Regions from separate parts of the Homo sapiens genome. Here region 1 is linked to region 2. Evidence: read pairs that join two places in POLR2A ChIA-PET (ENCODE). Cell type or tissue: PC-9. All regions are shown on one strand. Each heading gives the region's core, and the rest is flanking DNA. Links, peaks and the distances in the headings are about the cores only.

What was found. ChIA-PET counts read pairs that join two places held together with the same protein. Peaks named below come from ENCODE experiments on the same cell type or tissue, not always from the same donor. Only the 100,000 strongest peaks of a DNase experiment are listed, where the experiment ranks them.
Region 1: POLR2A ChIA-PET joins it to region 2 with 6 read pairs; 2 of 35 experiments call an interaction of 5 or more read pairs at or near these places.

Annotation. Positions count from the first base shown.
Region 1 is chr2:159,451,330-159,456,720 of GRCh38, reverse strand. It overlaps BAZ2B (bromodomain adjacent to zinc finger domain 2B), which reads left to right. Exons shown (of 37, transcript NM_013450.4): 4 at 2,920-3,108. Among named protein-coding and RNA genes, the nearest start is that of BAZ2B-AS1, 160 kb to the left of the region's middle. In PC-9, for the core only: no CTCF peak of the experiment used is centred there; a DNase peak (open chromatin) is centred at 2,330.
Region 2 is chr2:159,920,195-159,925,585 of GRCh38, reverse strand. It overlaps a transcript of PLA2R1 not described here. Among named protein-coding and RNA genes, the nearest start is that of LY75-CD302, 18 kb to the right of the region's middle. RefSeq lists a silencer at 3,476-3,585. In PC-9, for the core only: a CTCF peak has its summit at 3,582 (motif pointing right); no DNase peak of the experiment used is centred there.

The DNA of each region.
Region 1 (5,391 bases), core at 138-5,137, 470 kb after region 2:
TTTAACTATTTTAACCAAGAATTTTAGAAGAAAGAATTAGGAAGTAGAGTTGAAGTAGCCTTGATCTGAACTCCCATCTCTGCATTCTTGCCAGGCATAGATGTCATTCTTGTGTACAGATCTATATTTTTTTCATTTGAATCTGTGATGTATACAGCTCATTTTGCTGAAATTTTCTACTCAGTTGCTTCCACATGTCATTCCTTTTAGAGTTAAAAAAGAACTTTTTGTTGTCAAAGTATGTATCATTGGTTCTTCATTGTTGCCACAAGAGTGATAACTTCATTTATTTACTGCTTATGTTTTCTGCTTGTGAGACTACAAAGTTTAGCTTGTTTGCTTCTTCCCAATAATGAAATTAATGCTGTAACTATGCATCTAAGAATGCTGCTTACTACCAATTATGTATTACTTATTATTTATTACTACCAATTATTTATTACTTACTACCAATTATTACCAATTAGTTATTACAACTAATTGTAATTACAGTTAGTTATTGCAGAAGTGTTTCTATCAGTTTCTAATCCTTGATAATTTCAATTATTCTGGATTTTTGTAATATTTAATATAGCTTTTGTAATTTTGAGGTTACTTCCCTCAAATTTCTTTGTATTAAATCACAACTACATACATGTAATTGATATAATTTAGGAATTGTTATTTGTAAAACATAAATTACAGATGACCCCAAATTCTCCAAAACTGCAATGTTCAGTTCAACTTGCTTACCACACAAATTGATGGAGAAAGAAAAGAACTGATCATAGTATGTTTATAAATAAAACATTTAACAACATTTGAGTCAGGAAGTTGAATTGACTGGTGAGAACCAGAGATTTTATATGTAATAACAAATGAAAGTAAAAACTGGTTTTTATAGTTACAAGCTCATTTTTTTGAGAAACTAGCTGGGTTTCTGAGAATTTGCCAAAAAAAAAAAAAAAAAAAAAAAAACCACAATATTTCTGGTAACCTATCACTGGTCTTAAAGATAATGACATTTGGGTAGCTTTTTTGGCAGTAGCATACTCTGTTTTATTTTGACTCATCTTCAGTGCTAATGCAGTCCACTCTGATAAAACAGAAGAACCAATTCAACAAAAACAATGATTAGCTGATTTAGAAGAGACACCCAAGTTTATGCCCTTTCCTTGTCCTCTTACCTCACAGTATCCTTGTGGGCCTTCCTTGTAAAGATACTTTGAGGATCTTCCCTGTGAGATCTAGTTACTGCTTTGTTGTAGTGGAGCACTATCCTGAATCAGAACTTTTTCCTTATATAGCCTGATACAAAACATACTTAATGCAATTTATTTAAATCTTATTTTTAAAAGTCATTCAGATCTTCTTGTTTCAGTAAAGAATATAGCATTATTTTAATAAAGAATATAGGTTTTATATCAGACTTTAGAGGGTACACTGACCGTTTTTTAGGACTTTCCCTTGGTTTTCAGGGAGCAAGAAAGCAAAGAGAAGAGATTTGGTTGATAACTAAATAATAATAAGTATACTATTTTTAACTTACATTTGTAAATTTCAAACATACTATGTTAAAACTAATTAAATTGCAGTGCACAGTCAGGACTGATATAATATAAACAAGAGATAATAAGGAAGCTTTATTCTAATATTAACACAGAGCACAATACTGTTCACACAGTAAATTCTTAAGATAACCTAGAGTATTCTCTTTTCACAGTAGCAAGACAGGGTACCTTAATTATTTCCTGGAAGTAAAGGGAAGATTTCCAAGTATTAGAAAAGTTTTCTGCCAAATTACTACAAAGTATGAAAAATAAGTCATGTTTTTATCATATAACATTCCAACCTGGAGTTATAACACTTATCTTTAAAAATAGAATTAAAATGTCAGACTCATTTGAATTGAACATTGTCTTACTCAGAGAAAGCTAAAAATGATTTTTATATTGGTAACCACTTGTGAACACATTTAGAAATATCTTTGTAAGTTTATTAAGTACTTATGTTGTCTTGTGCATTGTTTTATTAGACTAGAATATATTCCCTTTTTGGTATCAAGATACTCTTCTCACCTAAGAAGTATAGTCATACACTGCATAATGACATTTTGGTCAATGCCTGACCACATATATGACAGTAGCCCCCTAAGATTATAATGCCATATTTTTACTGTACCTTTCTTAGGTTGAGATATGTCTAGATATACAAATATTTACCACTGTGTTACAACTGCCTGAAGTATTCAGTTCAGTAACATCCTGAACAGGTTTGTAGCCTAGTAGCAATAGGCTGTATCCTATAGCCTAGGTGTGTGGTAGACTGTACCACCTAGGTTGTGTAAGTACACTGTACAATGTTTGCATGATGACAGAATCACCTAACAATGCATTTCTTAGAATGCATCCCCATCATTAAACAACTCATGACTGTGTTAGAGAACAGAGCTTCAACTCTGGCATGTTGAAACTGGGATGGCCTTGCTTAGAGTGTATAATAATTTGAGTATTGACCTGGTGACAGATCCTGGACTTATTTCAGTGGCTTTCAACCTTAGATTAATAGGATGTTTTTTATTTCCCTTCTTATGAGTAAAATATATTGAAAATATATTAATGTATATATATTAACAGAAAATTGGCCTCACTTCCTCAGGTCAGACAATTTTAATTAGTGAAAATTATCTACTTAAAACATTGGTTCTCAAATCTCAAATTCAAAAGTTAATTTATGCCATTTATTTTAATGATTTTTAGCATGTCTTCATGTTTCTAGAAACATTTTATAGGGTTTGAAGAGTAGAAAATGCAGCAGGAAAAGGGTAAAATAAAAATGTAATAGGTAAATTATTATAAATTTTAACTATAAACACTGAAATCAGATAAGTCTCATCTGTTTTTTATAGTACAACTTTAAGTGTGTTTTTTTCCCTCCCAGGACATTTATTCAGAACAGCTGGGGATCAACCGTTTAACCTGTCCACAGTGTCGAGTGCCTTCCCAATGGTCAGCCACCCAGTCTTTGGTCTACATTCAGCCAGCTCAGGGCATTCAGAATTTGGTGGTTTGGGGACACTTGGTACACCCACAGCCTTAGCCGCACATCCCCAACTAGCATCTTTTCCAGGTAAACATCTGTTACAAACAGTGTTCAAGGGAAGGAGGAAAGCTTGAGAATGTTCAAGCAATAATTTGTCTATTGAACAAAAGGAATAGTCTAATGCCTGGTATATTTAAAACTTTGGTGCAAGAATTGGCTTAATCCTATTTATCATGTGCAAAAAATTAAACACCCTAAGTGTGTTAGGTGGCAGAGCAGTTAATTAGATATCCAGGTATTTAACTAGAGAAATAGGTGTCTGTCACAGGAGAGAGTAATTCAGGCAAGTTTTTCTCATGTTTTTTTGTTGAAGTATAATATACAGAAAAGTATACATAGTGTAAATGTAGAGTTGAATTAATTTTTCTCAGCCTTATTTGATTTTTTAAAAAATTATTTAGTGTGAAACTAAAGTTCAGGTTTTATGAGTATTTTTACACTCCTATTTCAAGGTCTTACTTTTCTTCACTGTAAGGAAAATGAGCTAGACTCTTAAATTTCTTTATTTTTCTGTTTTTTGTTTGTTTTGTTTTGTTTTCTGAAACGAAATCTTGCTCTGTTGCCCAGGCTAGAGCGCAGTGGTGCAGTCTCAGCTCACTGCAACCTCCGCCTTCTAGGTTCAAGCAGTTCTCCTGTCTCAGCCTCCCGAGTAGCTGGGATTACAGCCACGCACCATCATGTCTGGCTAATTTTTGTATTTTTAGTAGAGACGGGGTTTCGCCATGTTGGCCAGGCTGGTCTTGAACTCCTGACCTCAAGTGATCCGCCCACCTCGGCCTCACAGAGTGCTGGAATTACAGGTGTGAGCCACTGTGCCCAGCCTATTTTTCTGTATTTGATCAAAACAACTAGAGAGTTGTACCACTTACATGGAAGAAGACCAGTATTATCCAAAATTCTATAGATAATGAGGATTTAGTAGTTCAGTAAGACATCAGTTAATTAAAACTTTCGACAAACGTGCTTCAATTTGTTATATTATCTTGAAAGCCTAAATTTGTATGTATTTTCTATAGATTAATTTGGCTTTAATAAATTTTAGTGAGGTCTGCATGTTTTAGTGTATGTAAGATAATTTAAAACGTTATAGCATAATTCTAGAGACAAATAGGCCTGAATTTAAATCTGGCTTTGTTAGTTCATAGCTGTGTGACCTTGAACAAATTATCTGACCTCTTAGCCTCAGTTTTCTCATCTGAAAAACGAGAATCATAATAATAGTATCTGACTTACAGGGTTCTTGTGAGGATTAAAGGAGTTAAGTCATATGTAGTGCTGAGTACAGTATCTGGTGCACATAATTAGTCCATAATTGGTAACTATCATTATTATTTCATTTTGCCCACTTTAATGGTTAATAATTTATCAAATCCTTCCTTAAAAGGAAAGAAGTGTTTTTAAAACTACGTGTAGAAAGGATAGATGGTTAAATGTGTGTTTCAAGTACTGTTTCTTGAGTCATATTACTTCTTTAATTCAGTTGTCTGGGAAGCAGGGATGCTAAGGAGGAGTAATGTGAGTGGACAGTTAAAGAAGTCTTAAACCAAGTTTTAACATTTCCTTCAAAAATATTAATAGGAATTTATTCAGTTTCTAGCATGGTTGTTTAGCAAGATGAGCATTCCACAGATATTTACTGAAATACAAGATTGCTGAATAAATATCAAAATAGATAAAAACAATATAGATAGTGATATCTTAAATATTTTTATTGTTTTATCATGCTTTATTACACTGTTGCTTTTGAACATTTCTAAGCCACAATGTAAATACTATATTATTAAAATCAAATGTCTTTTGTACTAGAATGATGGTTAACACATTTAAAAAATTACTCATCTGGAGTTCAATAATGTTGATACTTCTACTATATAGAAAAAAATTTGATAGCTCCCCCAGCCAAAATAAAGTATTCACTTATTCATTTAAGGTACAAAATTCTTTGGACATCTACTATGCTCTGCACACAAGGCCAGAAACAGAAGAATAAACATAGTATATTATATGTTGCTTACAGTTTTTAGGAGATAGATGAACAGACAATTACAAGACAGAGTCTTTAGTGATAAAAGTATGCCTAGATGAGCATACTTTTTGCCAAATGGGCAGAGACTATGCCTAGTTTTCAAAGATTCATTTTGTTTAATTTGCAGATTTCCTACAGTAACTTAAATATAAATTTTCTATAATTGGCTTTATTCAGAAGGGTAACCAAATTGCCAGACTTTTAAATTGCCCAGTAAATAAATGAGGACACAACAGGAAGATATTACTAGGAGTTTTTAATGAGGAATAATTTTTTATATTTTA
Region 2 (5,391 bases), core at 57-5,056:
TTCCACAACTTTTTTTTTTTTTTTGCTTTGATTCCAGGCCTTCTAAAAGAAAGTTTTTATTATGCTGCCAAATTCACAAAAATGTTCAAGGGAACAGATTGAATTTTAAGTGTGTCTCAGAAACCTGCAGGAAAGTGTCAACAATAAAAACAATGTTCTCAGAAGATTATTTATACATAAGAGCCCAAAATGTATTTATATTGACATCTACATAGTTGCTGTAAATGCTAATTTCAGTTATCTTTTACATGGCTTTCTCCCCCTTGTCAATACACACATACGCACCCCTACAATGGAGAAGTAATGCAGACACTGTGCAGCCTGTAAGATGCTTACCATTGCCGTAACACAATTAAGACATGCAAGATCCTAATTGATTGTTTGTTTGTTTTTTTTTATAACTGACGTGGAAAATAAGAGTTAGCACCATTGTTTTTAACAGGTATACAGGTGAGAGGAGCTGGAAAATTCATTGCTGACATGGAGAAATACATGTGTATCGGGGAAAGGGGGCAGATATAAGAAGGATCATTTTGGTTTGTTTGAAAATCACATATCAAAGTGTTGAGGAAACAGAAGTTATCCACATCGTATTGCCCAAGTCCTTATTGCCATAAATGTATTGGACAACATGGGGCACCACAGGAGTAATATGCCTCAGACCAGATTGGAAATGGAACGTACCGTGACATACAACCAACTGTTATTCTTAACAAAATATAGGATCTAACCAAATTGTCCATACTGGGGTCTGGAACAGATTTTTCCTGGGAGCGAAAAAAGAACACGACCCCAAATCCACTTCTCGTGTTTTTATTTTTTATTTTTTTATTTTTGTTCGCACCGCCCCCCCCCCAGCCCCCAGAGTAAAAGAAAACTGTTTTCTAGGTAAATGGTCTTTCCTTAGCAGTACTTGCATGGCTTGGCATTTGGTGCCCAAAGCATTCAGCAATAGGTAACTTCTTTCAGTTTAAAGATTCTGGCTGGTCCATTACATAGAATTTCATTTTTATGAATCTTTGAAGACTATCGTACTTGATATTTGACATCCATTTTGGCTGCTTTCATCTTTGAACACCTTTCCTGACATGAAGCTACTCCCCAGCCTCCTCGCAGCTCAGGAGCAGGCATGGGACATAGGCTCCACCAATGAGATCTGAATAAGAGAGACTTCGATTCAGAAGCAAATGACAATGTCCTAGGCTGAAGAGTAGTCCCTACAGATATCAGATCCTAATCCCTGGAATCCGAATGTTACCTTATGTGGCAAAGTCTTTGCAGATGGGATTCAGTTAAGGATGTTGAGATGAGGAAATCATCCTGCATTACCCAGGTGGGCCTCACATGCAATCACATGTATCCTTAAAAGAGGCAGTCAGAGGGAGATTCAACATGCATGCAGAGGAGGAGGTCATATAAAGATGGGCCAGAGAGGGATTTGAAGATGTTGGACCTGAAGATTCTGCTTATGCAGCCACAAGCCAAAGAATGCTGGTAGACCCCAGAAGCTGGAAAGGAAGAAACGGGTTCTCCTCCAGAACCTCCAGAGAGAGCGCAGCCCTGCCAACACCTTGATTTCAACCCAATGATACCTGATTTTGGACTTCTGACCTCCAGAATTGTGAGAGAATAAATTTCTGTGGTTTCAGGCAACCAAGTTTGTGGTAATTTGTTACATACTGAAAACTAACACAAACATAAAGAAGTAGGCCCCGTACAGAATGCAGTCTAACGAGGTTGGTGGCAGCCACATACAGCTTTCAGAAGCAGCAGTAGCAAAGTTTCCAGGACTGCTTTCTAGTTCACAGTGAGCAGCAGAGTCTATGTCCACAAGGTCTGGCCGTGGAGTGCTCCAGTATAATCTGTGCTTTGCTTTTGCTATGTTGTCTCTGACCCTCTCTACAATCCTGTGAGCTACTGAGTATATTTTCACAAATTACTTTTCTGCCTGAACTATAGAGTATTCCATTTTTTACAACTGAGAATGCTGGCTATAACAATAATTAAATTAGCATGATCTTCAACATGTTGGGCCATCCTCACCTATAGCAGATCATGTGTAGGGCATCTCCTTCTCCCAGATATTTATCCATGTGAAATCCAGTTAAACTAAAAAGTAAGCAAAACCATTTGGTGGAAAAGAAAAGGAGGTGATGTCAGAAGCATGTTCAATTAAGATAAACTGGTCAAGTCACTGTATTCAACAAAAATAATGATGAATGAAGCCCAATCCCTGTGTTTGAGGAGGCTAAATGGGTACTGTAAACATTGTAGAATATTGTAAGTGAATACCACATTGTTACTGCCCTGCTATCTTGCCCTGTGGTTTAATAATAGAGCATGCCTCACCTTAGGGCCTCACGACCCCAAGTATGTCCAGGGACCTGTGGCATCACTCAGGAACTTGTTAGAAATGTATTAGTAGACTCTCAGACCTTAACCGAGACTTATAAATCAGAATCTGCATTTTAACAGATGCTCAAGTGATTCATATGCATTTTAAAGGTTAGAAGCTCTTTACAAGGTGACAAGGAAGAGGACGTTTTGGAGGAGATGGCACCTGAGTTGGGATTTGGGTTGAACTGAGAGAAAGACACCCCAGGTAAAGAAAATACCCTGAACATAGGCATGAAGGTGGGAAAGTATGGGACTTGATCAGGGATCATAAGGTGTTTTATGAAATTCTACATATAAGATAAATAAAGGGGAAATAGTTTAGGATTTGTTTGTGGAAGGTCAAGGTGGAGTTTCACTTTAGCCTGAGGCATTGAAGGTGTGTGGAGGGGCAGGTGGGAGGGTGACATGACTAGAACTGTGTTTTAGGAAAATTACACTGACCACATGTTGTCAAGTTGACTCAGAGGGACAGCTAGAAGGAGGCGCTCAGAAGACAGCATATTGCAGTTGTTAGGCAAGAACAAAGTAGTGACGGTACATGAGAAAAGAAGAATGTAAGGGTTACTGGGCAGGAAAACAAACAGAACTTGGTACTGTTTGTTTGGGGATGTAAAAGGCAGAGTAGATTTTAAAATTTAAAGTCTGGGTGTCCAGCAAGGAAGATAGAAATTTGGAGGAGAAGTAGGTGTATCAGCAAGATGAAAACTGGTGAGTATGAATTTTAGTCTTGTTGATTTTCATGCATCAGAGGACAAGCATGGGAAGTGCATTGGAAATGTGAGATTAAACCAGCACTCAGGAGAGAGGTGGAACCTGGGAAAAGATTTGGGGGAAATTGGTGCAAAGGTGATGACAGATACCCAGGAAATAGATTAACTTTCTGGCTAAAAGAGTGTGGATGGCGGGAAAAAAGAGCCAGGAAAAGAACCACTGGGAATACTCTCATTTAGGAGAAGGAGGAAGAAAATGTGCCAGCCAGGGATCTTAGGAGCAAATCACAGAACACCCAACTCTGGCTCACCTAAGCTGAGACAGGATTTACTGATGGGATATGGTCTTGCTCACACAGAGCCAGAGCTGGAGAACCAGGCGCAGAAAACAAGAGGCAACCGAGTGTGGCAGGCAGCCCAGAACTGCTACAAGCCCACTCCGGCCACAGGAGCTTTTGGTGCGAATGCCACCACGATGCTGCCTGCAGGGGGAGCTCGCCATGGCTGATGCTGCACCCTCGGCCCTGAGACAGCGCGGCTTCCACCTCCAGAAGTGATTTCTGACTGACCCAGGCTGAAGCCTCTGACTGACAGGGCGCAGGTCACATGCCGGCTTTCCAGCAGGGAAGGAGCGGAGGGGAGTGGGAGGGAAACGGCCCCTACTACCGTCCCCCGGGTCCTGCCTGCCTCCCCAGCCCTAACCCCGATGATTTTCCCAAACAGGCTAGGATGCGGAGGCCGAGCAGAAGAAATTGACCACTGTTCAATAAAGCAGTGAGGAAGGTAGGAGCCCCAAAATATCTGAGACAGGTCTCAATCAATTTAGAAAGTTTTTTTCGCCAAGGTTAAGGACGCATCTGTGACACAGCCTTCAGGAGAGCCTGATGACATGCCCAAGGTGGTCGGTGCACAACTTGTTTTGTACATTGTAGGGAGAGATAATCCATCAATTAATACATGTAAGATTCACATTGGTTCTATCTGGAGGGAGGGACAACTCAAAGCAGGGTGGCGGGCCTTCCAGGTAGATTTAAAATTTTCCCGTTTGGCAATTGGTTGAAAGAGTTATTATTGGTAGAAAGAACTGTCTGGGAGCAAGGAGAAGGAGGTGGTGGTGGAGGGAAGTGTTGGGAACAGACAGGGAAATGAGGACAAGCAAATCCTGGAGGGGCTCCTTTAATACAAGTTAATATTTAAAGGTGTTTATCATAAGCAAGTGTTACGCCCAAAACTGTGGGGTATTCAAACATGGGGAAGACAGGTCATGACTTCAATGAGCTGATGAGCTACCAGGCATCGGAGTAGATGACCTTTAATGTTCGTTCAACCTTAAATATGCTAGAACTTAATATTTTTAACGCAAATATCAATAAAAATCAAGTGAGGATTTAATAAGGTCAAATAATAAAAATTGCATTGGGAGTTCAGAGCAGGAGGCAGACACTTCCAGCTGGGAAGGTTTCAGGGAGGAAGCAGAATCTTAAAGGATAAGGAGACTTAGTGGGGACAATGAGCATTTGGAGGGTTTGCCAAAGAAAACAAAAGGTATAAAACTATGACACACACACACAGACACACACACATATACAAACCAGATGTCAGAGTAGACATTTATCAGTTGTGAGGCTTCCCAGCATCTGAATCTCTTGAGGTTCCCCATCTTATGAGTCACAGCTATGACTCTAAGAGCTGAAAGATCAGATGCTCACTTTCTCTGTCATCTTTAAGTCTAGGGCACAGGCGCACAGCTTGGCTTTCTCAATTAGGGACACTCAGGGGCCGGGTGCGGTGGCTCACGCCTGTAATCCCAGCACTTTGGGAGGCTGAGGCGGGTGGATCAAGAGGTCAGGAGTTCGAGACCAGCCTGGCCAACATGGTGAAACCTCATCTCCACCAAAAAATACAAAAATCAGCTAGGTGTGGTGGCGTGTACTTGTAATCCCAGCTTTTTTGGGAGGCTGAGGCAGGAGAATTGCTTGAACCCAGGAGGCGGAGGTTGCAGTGAGCTGAGATCACACCACTGCACTCCAGCCTGGGCAACAGAGTGAGACTCTGTCTTGAAAAAAAAAAAGTAAGGACACTCAGCCTCTGCGTTTAACAGTGGCAGTTGCTTCCCTGGTTCTGTGGCATGATTTTGCCTGTGTCCCACTTTCCCTAGATTCATTCTCACAGCCTGGTTTTCCACCATTTCCAGCAATTCTGCAAGCTATCTGAAATCCTTTCATTAAATTTCTTTTCTTTTTAAATTAGCTATATTTATTTTCTGTTTCTGGCAATTAAAAAT